2 separate regions of the Homo sapiens genome follow, and region 1 is linked to region 2. A link is an interaction called in ENCODE POLR2A ChIA-PET data of the cell type or tissue named here. Cell type or tissue: Caco-2. All regions are shown on one strand. Links, peaks and the distances in the headings refer to the core of each region. The heading gives the core; the rest is flanking DNA.

Region 1 (5,481 bases), core at 447-4,446, 170 kb after region 2:
GCAACCTTGGCCATATTCATAGCTTCAGCTCCCAGATTCTGGAATAACTGGGTTTGAATCCTGCTCATCCATTGACCAGCTGAATGGCCTTGGTAAGTTACCTTTTCGAGTGCCAGATTCCTTTTTAGTAAAATTAAGACAGAATTCTCTGTACTGCATTATGAAAGTTAAAAGAAATAATACAAATAAAATGCTTAGAACAAATCTGACATCTATGTAGTATTTAGTATATGGCAGTTCATTTCTCTTATGCTAATGGCTTCCAACTCTGCCTCTCAAGGTCTGTCTGCTCCCAAATTTTCTTCAGATATTTTCACTTGGATGTTTCCATATTACTACACATTTAACTCATTCCTTACTTCCCCTCCGTGTGTTCTCAGGTGTGCTGGGAGCAGGCAGGAGCCCCACCCTCCCAAGCACAGCCTCAGCCACCCAAGTCGTGGCTGCAGACCTGGGCCTACCTGTGCTCTTGGGAGTGCTGGGAGCAGGGAGGAGCTCTGCCCTCCGGGTGCAGCTACAGTCACCGAAAATCATAGCTGTGGACCCATGTATTTCATTCCACAGAGCATACAGGAACCCTTTCCCCTGGGTGCAGCTACAGCCACCCAAGCTGGGGCTGCAGAGCTGGGTATCTCTGCACTCTTGGGGGCCTGGGAAGGCCCCCTCCCCCCATAGGCTCAGAGGTGTGTGCTCCTGCTGCCTGGTCTCTCCCACTCCTGGCACCTGATCTGATCTTGGAGCAAGGTTGGGGCTGAGCCCAGGTGCTGTCGCACCTAGCTGGATGTGCACACGCTTGGGGCAGTGCTGACATGACAGCCCCCTGCCAGCTTGGCCCCCTCCAGACTTTGGCCACCAACAAGCATGGGAGGGAAGCCTAGGTGGGGCTGAGGGCAGCTCAGCATTGGCCTGCAGGTGCTCCTGGGTGTGAACAGCCTGGGCGTCATTGGCAGTGGGAGGCAAATAGGCTCCTGGGTGGAAGAGGGTGGAGGCCTGGTGAGGCCCCACCTTCAGGCCAGGGAGGGCTTGAAAGCTGGGGGCCAGGCTGCCAGTCCCCACAAATCAGAATGGGAACTTGTGGTGCTTTTTCTGAGCCCACCCATGGCCACCCATGGACCAACTGATGCTCACTTCCTCACCTCTGAGGCCCATGAAATCTCCCAGCTCAGCCAGAGCTGAGCAGATATCAGGATGATCAGCTGCAGAGAGGAGCTACACACTCCAGGGCCTCCTCTCTGCTGAGAGCAGCAGATGTCAGGATGACCAGCTGCAGAGTGGAGCTACCCATACCAGGGCCTCCTCTCTACTGAGAGCTGCAGATGTTGGGACAACCAGCTGCAGAGAGGAGCTACCCTACTCACTCCAGGGCCGCCTTTCTACTGAGAGCAGCAGACATCAGGATGACCAGCTGCAGAGAGGAGCTACCCACTCCAGGGTCTCCTCTGAGCTGTCACTCAATAAAGCTTGTCTTCTCCGTACTCACCCTCCACTTGTCCACATATCTCATTCTTCCTGGAGCAGGACAAGAACTCAGGAACTGCCAAATGGCAGGGCTCAAAGAGCTATAACATAAACAGGACTGAAACACACCCCTTTCTCACCATGTTACAGTTGAAGAGAAGGTGAGAATAGCTGTGGTCCTTTGGGGAGCCGAGACTTTGGAGCTCCTTGAGCCAAGGCTGGCACTCCCTCTTTGGGGCCCTGTGATTCCTGGAGTCTCCAAGCTTCCAGGCACCACTGTGTTCCCCAGTGGCAGCTGTGAGAAGCTGTTTGCAGTGCACCTGGTCCAGCTGCAGCCTTGCAGAGAGCCAGTGCCCATGCTGGCACCTGGAGCTGCCTGCACCACTGCAGCAGCCAGTGTGCCTCACTGTGCACCATGGCCAGACCCCACACTCACTTGCTCACACACCCCTCGCTACTGCACACCTGGCTCGCCCTTGGCAGGTGTGGGATCCAGACCAGTAGTATGAGCCGAGTGCAACCTGCCAGGCCGAGTGGATGGAATGAGCCCAGCAGGCCTGAGCAAAACTCAAACAAAAGCACAAACAGCCACAGAGGTTTCTGGCCAGAAAAGCAACACCCCAAGGATCCTGCAACAAATGTATTTCTATTTTTGTATCTTTCAAAAATGCATCTATTACAGCCCAGCTCCTTGATCCCTCAGGTGCTATAAACAGCCTTCTTCTCTAGTTTCTAAAAGCACTTTGTAGCTCTCATATCACTTCTTCATTATGAGTAAATTACAGCCCTGTCTTCCCCTCTAAACTGTAAACTTCTTGCAAATTGAAACTGTAATGGGTATTTATTGGAAGATGACATAGTATGCTTTCTGCCACTCTCTGATAGTATCCCAAATTTCACTCAGTATTCACTCTCTGGCCTATTGGCTTTGGAGGAAGATGATTCCAACCCCTAGCTCCAGAGATGAGTTTTTATTATCTAGAGGTAATCATTCCCATGCTGTTTGCCAAGCCAACTGGTGTATGCCTGGGTTTCTGAACCATACAATGCATGGCATTTCTCTGGATACAGGAATTAATTTTGGAAAGATCATGTGATCCAATGTGAACCAATGAAGAACAAGGCAATCTTCACTAGGTGTTTCTGGGAAAGGTGTTTCTGGGAAAGGTGTTTCTGGGAAAGGTGTTTCTGGGAAAGTTCTAACTTCCATTAGAACTTTTCCTCTCTTTTGTAAATCCTGATGTCAAAAAGAGCCAATCTGGCACAATGAGGGAAGCCAGTCTGAAGAAGAGACCAGTACATGGGAGATGACCCAAAAGCTACTGAATGAATCTAACCCTGAAGCCTGTCCTACCTCTGAACTTCCTTTTACATGAGCCAAAACAATTGCTATTAAGTTGGAGCCAAGTTCTTTCTAGCTTGCAACATGAAGAGTTCTAGTGGATACAGGGAACTTATCTTCAACTTTGTATCCACCACAGTATCTGCCACATGGCAGGCATTTGATAAATGCTTATAGGTTTGCATGAGCCAGTGATTCTGGTATAGCTGTTTGCTGGTTCTCTGGATCTTTCCTGCAGAGTTTTCCTGTTAGCAGTCTGCCGCATGCAAGTTCCCAGCAGCTCCTTTCCTCATTTGAGCTTGAGGCTTCTGGTAGGAGGATGTTCTCATTTTCAAGAACTGAAACGGAGCTTCCTGAAGTGACAGGAATGTTGTCTATCCAATCCAGCTCTCTTGGAAATCCCTCAATGGACACTGGCAAATCTTAACTCACTGGCTGTCCTCCCTCTAGACTTTGGACTGCCACCTGTTAGATTGCAATTGTAGTTATCATTTCAACAGACTCTCATGAAGTTTTAAACTTATAACTTCCTGGTGCTAACTTTGGAATCACCCTAATTTAATCAATAAACTGTGTAAAAAATCACATTTTAGTTGGGTTATTGTTATTAGGTATTCAATTACCAAATAGTTTTTTTTTCAAACTCCCATACTCTGAAATTATATAACTTCTAAGAAGTCTCCTGCTAATTATTTTCTTTATCTCTGGATGTGGATTAAGAGCTTTATTATCAGTAAATAATATTTATTTTTCTTTCTTTTTTCAATTTTCAAGTACATAATACATTGTTATTAATTGTAGTCCCATGGTATACAATAGACCTCTTAGACTTATTCCTTCTGTCTAACTAAATCTGTGTCCTTTGACCAACATATCCCCAATCCCCTTACCACTGGCCTCCGATAACCACCATTTAACTCTGTTTCCATGAGTCTGACTTTTCCACACTTCATGTATAAGTAAGATCATGTGGCATTTATCTTTCTGTGCCTGGTTTATTTCACTTAACATAATTTCCTCTGGGTTCATCCATGATGTTGCAAATGACAATATTTCCTTCTTTTTAAAGGCTGAATAATATTCCATTGTATATGTAGATCATGTTTTCTTGATCCAAGAGTAATATTTCTAGACTTGGCTATCTTATTCTTTGTCTGATTTCCTCCTGCCCCATTATTTATTTATTTATTTTAATTTTATTATTATTTTGTGACAGAGTCGCACTCTGTTGCTCAGGCTGGAGTGCAGTGGTGCAATCCCAGCTCATTGCAGCCTCCGTCTCCTGGTTTCAAGTGATGCTCCTGCCTCAGCCTCCCAAGTAGCTGGGATTACAAGCCCCCACCACCACACCCAGGTAAGTTTTGTATTTTTATTAGCGATGGGTTTTGCCTTGTGGGCCAGGCTGGTCACAAACTCCTGGCCTCATGTGTTTCACCTGCCTTGGCCTCCCAAAGTACTGAGATTACAAGCATGAGCCACCACGCCTGGCCTATTTATTGCTTTTAATGGTATTCTAGGCCAGGCATGGTGGCTCATACCTGTAATCCCAGCATTTTTGGAGGCTGAGGTGGGTGGATCACAGGAGGCCAGGAGTTCATGATCAGCCTGGCCCACATAGTGAAACCCCATCTCTACTAAAAATACAAAAATTAGCCAGGCATGGTGGCGGGTGTCTGCAATCCCAGCAACTTGGGAGGCTGAGGCAGGAGAATCTCTTGAACCCAGGAGCGGGAGGTTGCAGTGAGCCAAGATAGGGCCACTGCACTCCATCCTGGGCAACAGAGTGAGCCCTGTCTCAAAAAAAAAAACAAATAAGTAAATAAAAATTAAGTGGTACTCTCCATCTTAGGCCCCAGCTACTAGATCCAGAGATTCGCATTGACCCCAAGGCAGACATCCATAGGTGGCCCAGGACCTAGGAAATGGTCTGGTATGAGAGTATCAACCACACCACATTTCCCTATACTGTGCCTGGTCAACCAATTAGATGAGCTTTCAGAGATCCTGAACGTGAACCATAGATAGGAAGAGATACAGACTGAGGGATAAAAAGATAGGTAAGTTTAACCATATTAAATTTAACTACTCTGTTCATCAAAACACCAGATAGAGAGTAAAAAGACAAGCCACAAGGTGAGAGAACATATTTGCAACATTATGTAAAAGATTAATTATTACATAAAAGAATTCCTACAGATTAACATAAAAATGATAGATAACCCAGGAGCTCTCTCCAAAGGTTTTGAATAGGCACAAAAGAGAAACTACAAATGGCCAATAAACAACATGAAAAATATTCAGCCTTATTAGTAATTGGAAAATGTAAATTAAACCCCATATATACACTAGTAGATATTTACAAGGTTGCCACATTAAAACACCTGAAGATAGCAAACAAGACTATGAAACAAAGGGAACACAAATATATCACATGAAGAAGTATAACTGGTACGACCCCTTTCAGTTTGGCATTTCTAGTACAGTACTCAACAGCTCATCAATTGTACTCCTAAGAATATACCCCAGAGGAATCTGCGCACAGGTGCAACTAGAAGTATGTACAAGAATGTTCATGTACATTTTGGCAAAAAAAAAAAAAAAAAGCTAGAAACAACCTAAACATCCATCAGTGAAGAATAGATAAATAACTATGGTATACTCTTACAATGGAATACTACTGA
Region 2 (5,481 bases), core at 511-4,510:
TCTTTTATTTTTATTTTTTAAATTCTTTTGAGATGGAGTCTCACTCTGTTGCCCAGGCTGGAGTGCAGTGGCGCCATCTCGGCTCACTGCAACCTCTGCCTCCCAGGTTCAGGCGATCCTCCTGCCTCAGCCTCCTAAGTAGCTGGGATTACAGACATGCACCATCACGCCCAGCTAATTTTTGTGTACATATATATATATATTTTTGTTTGTTGGTTTCTTTTAGTAGAGATGGGGTTTCACCGTGTTGGCCAGGCTGGTCTCAAACTCCTGGCCTCAGGTGATCTGCCCGCCTTGGCCTCCCAAAGTGCTGGGATTACAGGCATGAGCCACTGTGCCCGACTCTCTGCCTCCTCTTGTGTGATGCTTTCCTCTTCCAGTTGCTCCACCGTCCAGCTGGGCTCTCAATCTGCCCCAGCCATGCCCACCATAGCTTTCCCACCCCAGGGCTGGTGCCCCTGCTGTCCCCATCCCCTGGAATTCTCTGCAAAGGTCCTCACGTGGCTGCCTGCTTCTTGTCATTGGGTCTTAGCTCAATTGTCACCTCCCCAAAGAGCCTCCTGGATCACCAGCCCCCTTCCAATCATACTCTAATCTATCCCCACTTGATCTTCTTTATTGCACTTATAAATAAAATTACTGTCCTTCCTCATTATTTGGGGTAGCTATGCTTTATAAAGTCACCATGAACACTGAGCTAGTGAGTACTGAACTATCGGGTAAATGGAGGTTAGGTTTTTGCAAGCCACTGGCAACAACATTTCCATCCATCAAGCAATATATAACCTTGTTTTATGTGTGTTTCTGCTTAAAGACACCTTAGTTAATACAGTTGACCCTTGAACAATGAGGGAGTTAGGGGTACTAACCCCCACTGTGCATGTCAAAATCCATGTAGAATTTTTGACTCCCCAAAACTTAAATTACTAATAGCCCACTGTTAGTTGGAAGCCTTACTGATAACATAAACAGTTGATTAACACTCGTTTTATATATGTATTATATATACTGTATTCTTATTACAGTAAAGTAAGCTAGAGGAAAGAAAATGTTATTAAGAAAATCATAAGGAAGAGAAAACATATTTACTATTCATTAAGTAGAAGTGATCATCATAAAACGCTTCATCCTTGTCTTCACCTTGAGTAAGCTGAGGAGGAGGAAGAAGAGGGGTTGGTCTTGCTGCCTCAGTGGTGGCAGAGGTGGAAGAGGTGGAGGTGTTGGAAGGGGCGGCAGGAGAGGCAGGCACACTTGGTGTAACTTTTATTGAAAAAAGTTTGCATATAAATGGACCTATGCTGTTTAAACTCGTGTTGCTCAAGAGTCAACTGTGTATACTGCTGATTCATTTGTAGTGAACTCACGGCCAACAGCACTAACTCACACCTGAACGAAGCTTATCTAACATACGTATTTTCTCTGTCGGGCCTGTCACTGCTTCCTTGCACTCAGAAACACGAGACAGCACTTCAGCACTAAGCTTGGGGGCCTTTTTAAATAGTGAACTCACCAAATAAAAACACAACAATGCAAAAAAACTGCAGCATCAAACAGACCGTGAAAAGGATGATTGTTTATGATATGAGAGCAGAAACAAGAAGGTCTCGAGCAACTCAAAATTACTGCTTCTCTGCACTTCCGCGAATGACTCCGAAAGTCTGTGAGTATTGATTTTGGTGTTTCAAGTAAGTTTCATTGAGTGGGCAAATTTGCAAATATGGAATCTGTGAAGAAGGAGAGTCAACCGTATTTTATTCAGTTGTTTTCCATCTCTCCTGAGTAGAATACACGCTCCAGGAGACCTTGTCTGTTTTGCTCCCTACCGTATGCCCAGCACCTGGCACAGTGCCTAGCATGCAGTAAGTACTCAGTACATATTGACTGAAAGGAAGTGGAGAAGGAAGAATAAAATAATAAAGTCCAGGCTCCTTTTCACTCCCGATGATTGGTGATGCCTGTGCAGGAAGCTCCTGCTCCCAGAGAGACCAGAGGGCCACTGCCCACCTTGTCCCTTCACACAATTATATACCATTTCAAACCACCACCATGGTTCTTTGGCTCCTTCCAGGCAACCTACGTCTTCCTTCCTTTCTTTGTCTCTCTACTGCCCATCTATACGAGCCTGCATGTGCCAGGGAGTCAGTGGCCCCATGCTTGGGAAAGACTGCCCGCCCTTGCTTTACGCTTTCTCAGCTTTCCCTCCTTCCCTCTAGGTGCTTCTTGCGTGGTGCAGGAACAAACGTGCCACCTCCTTCATCTGGCCAGCTCCCCAATCCCGGGCTGTCTGGTCCCCTGCTGTCTGGCTCCTCCCTTCAGGTTCCTGCCAGTCCTCCCAAGACTTCTTGACATTTTCTTCTTCCTTTCCTGGGACTCAAATTCCACTCCATCCCCTCCCCTTTTCTTTGTTCTGACCCATAATAACCTTAATACAACCACCACCACCATAATGGTAAGGACTAATGTACTCCTGCCTAGGAAGAGGGTGAGTATTTATTTTGTGCACTAACTCTCAGATGTTCCAGAAAATGTTTCCAGATCTTGTCTCTGCCTCCCGGTCCACATTAGGCCTGATGAAAGGATGTGTGCTGTGGAATCAAGGTAGAAAGCTTTTCCCCCCAGTCATTACCCCCCGCATCTCTGCAGCGCTTGACCATCTAGCACGCCCCTGTGTAGAACCATTCGCATCTAGCGTGACCCTCCTGGGAACCCGGGAGGCAGACAGGGCAGGCATAATAACCTCCTTTGTCAGATGAGTCACGAGATGAGTCACAAGAGGCGACAGAAAATCAAGGAGTTTGCCCAAGGCCACGGAGCTCCGAAGAGCTGGATCTGCGCATTCCTGGCTCTGAACCAGGATCAAGTGCCCCTGCAGGCCTGAGACAACCCACAATCGGCCTGTTTGAGTGTCCAGTTTAGACTCCAGACCAATGGGAGTTTGCCAAGATAATAAGTTCCACATAACAAAGCCCACTGTGTGTGCCACGGGAGAGCGTAGGAGAAGGCACAACAGCAGCAAACGGTGGTTATTAAATGTTATGTTTACATAAAACTCCATTGGTTAGAAAATTCCATTCTCAGGTGCGATTTCATTTGATCTCATGGCAGCTGATTATTGTCTCAAGATGTGGAAACTGAGGAAATGTGACCCATCTGGCTAGAAAGGAGCTGAGCTGGGGTATTTCCCTAAGATTCCTGTTTCCTATGCCTGGATCCTTCCCCCTCGAAGACTGATTAATAACTATGATCAGCTTGCTTCTCTGCTCGAAGATTCAGGGGTTCTGGCCTGGGTAGTTTGCCAGCCCATTTCTCAGAACAATGTGGGAGGCAACAAGGGCCTAGAAAGTGGTTTCGAGGAAATGTGGCCAAGAAAGAGGGCCTTGGGGATGGAAGAACTTGGCAAGGAGATCTGAGCTGGCCTGCTGGATCCAGAGCAGTGTCAGGCAGGCAGCCAGGTGGAGCCTGGATGCGAGCTGCTGCCCGGGCGACTGAGGATGGAGGCAGCACGAGTCTCCAGCATCCTTCTGCCAGCAGTGAAATGTGCTCTGAACCTTTCCCTGAGCTTTGTGCCTCCCTCTCTAGGCAGCCCCTAGGGATTAACCCCTGCCCCAAAGCCCTTCAGCATCGCCACAGCTAATCTCTGTGATGCCATCTGCACATGTCAACATGTGACTGTAATGGTGGCAGAGCTTGTGTCCCATCTCTAGGCCCCTTTCCAGTCTACCCAGTAGACACATTCTGCAAACACTAGCTGACTGATCCCACCCCTTTGTCCTGCTTTCTTGTGCAACCTGGTTGTGGTTCCATGGTGTGACTGCACAGTGGGTGGGAAAGGGGGCAGCTCAAATAATGGACAACTGCAGTCAGTGAGGAAAGGAAGGGCACGTGAATTCACAGAGCACCACAAATGTTATTTTGTTCACAGACCTTGCAGACCCCACCCCATGCTGCACTGGGAGGCTGGTTCCTCGGGAAGTCTGGTGGCCCCTGTGCAGATGTCTTAGGCGCCCCTGGCCATGTTCCCTTGGCTCAGTGTTCAGCTGCCCTGTGGCAGGTGGCTCCTGCTCCGTGGGACTCACGCTTACCCCAGGCAGCATCTTTCCCACACCTAGGGCCTTTCAGCTTCAGGCCTTGAGGCTTCTCTGGTGCCATGGGAGCCTTTTCCACCCACTGCAGGGGCAGCCCTTAACCACCGGGGGATGGTCGGTGGATGCCTGGTCTCCTGGCCTTCAGGGCACAGTTCTGGGATGCCTTGGCGGGCTGAGCTTCCACACCCTACAGTTTGCTACTCACATCTCCTCCTCTCTAAGAACATCTTGTGCAGTGCCTTGGCAGGAGGGACAACAAGGGGACATGGACCACCCCCAGGGGCCTGGCTCCTTCCCATTCCTCATTTCCTCCTTCGTGGTTCTCATGACAGGGCAGCCTTCATGAGGTGCCTGCGTTTTACTGCTCTTCTGTTGCCGACTTGAAATTCGTAATGCTCTTTGAACAGGGAGTCGCATTTTCATTTTGTACTGGGTCACACAGACAACGTAGCTGGTCCTGCCTGGTAGTTTGCTGCTTGGGGAGAGGCCTCTGTAAGTGATGAGAGCAAAATGAGACCTGTCCTCTGGCCAAGCTGAGCTCATTGTTTCTTCCCTCCTCTGAGCACAACAGAAACCCAGGCACAGTGGGAGCTTTTATCAGGGTCCCTGTGACAACGGCGCATGGAAGTTGGGGGCTGGGGGGAGACAGGCCTTAGGGGCCAGGGGGAGACAGGCCTTAGGGGCCAGCTGGTCCATCCCCCAACCAGAGTGGGTTTTCCCACCCAGCACCCTGGCACAGGCTCACCCAGCCTCTTTGTGAATTCTTCTAGTGACAAGAAAGGGCCTTTTTTTATTTTATTTTATTTTTTTATCGTGGACTCGAATTGTCATTGCCCCTCACTCTGGTGAAGTGTTACAAGGTTCTCCAAACCCTTCCATGAGGATTATCTCACTGGATTCTCACCACCCTCTCCTTGTGCAGCAGACATTTTCTAAAGAGTGGAAATTAAGGAAATTCCGGTAATTTTCAGATTAGCAGCCCTTGCACCTCCCACTCAGCCTTTTCCCTTCCTTCAACCAGCGATGGAAATCTCACCTAGGAAGCCTTTCAGCCTGTCAAAAAAGAAAAAATGCCTCCTAATTCCTTGTACTAAATTATTCCCTCCCCGCTCCACCCTGGGCTGTAGGTAATGTAATGTCTTTTTTCAGATGTCCTTCACTTTGAATAACAGTCAGAAAATGGCATGAGGTAGGCAGCCTTTTCATAGGCTTGTTAAATGTATTAGACCCCGGTGGAAAGATGGGAGAATAAAGGAGGATCACAGAGCCTCCCTCTCCTAGTGATGACGGTAGAGCACACACCTTTTAAAGTGCCAGTCAAGGAAAGAAACAGAGGCTTCTAAAAGGCTGTGGCTTTTACGCCACCCCCACCTGGAGGAAATACGCCCACCAAGAA

The links. Peaks named below come from ENCODE experiments on the same cell type or tissue, not always from the same donor. Only the 100,000 strongest peaks of a DNase experiment are listed, where the experiment ranks them.
Region 1: POLR2A ChIA-PET joins it to region 2 with 5 read pairs; 4 of 35 experiments call an interaction of 5 or more read pairs at or near these places.

Annotation. Positions count from the first base shown.
Region 1 is chr1:211,900,865-211,906,345 of GRCh38, forward strand. No RefSeq gene overlaps it. Among named protein-coding and RNA genes, the nearest start is that of LPGAT1-AS1, 73 kb to the left of the region's middle. In Caco-2, for the core only: no CTCF peak of the experiment used is centred there; no DNase peak of the experiment used is centred there.
Region 2 is chr1:211,733,131-211,738,611 of GRCh38, forward strand. No RefSeq gene overlaps it. Among named protein-coding and RNA genes, the nearest start is that of NEK2-DT, 60 kb to the left of the region's middle. RefSeq lists an enhancer at 2,197-2,696. In Caco-2, for the core only: no CTCF peak of the experiment used is centred there; a DNase peak (open chromatin) is centred at 2,791.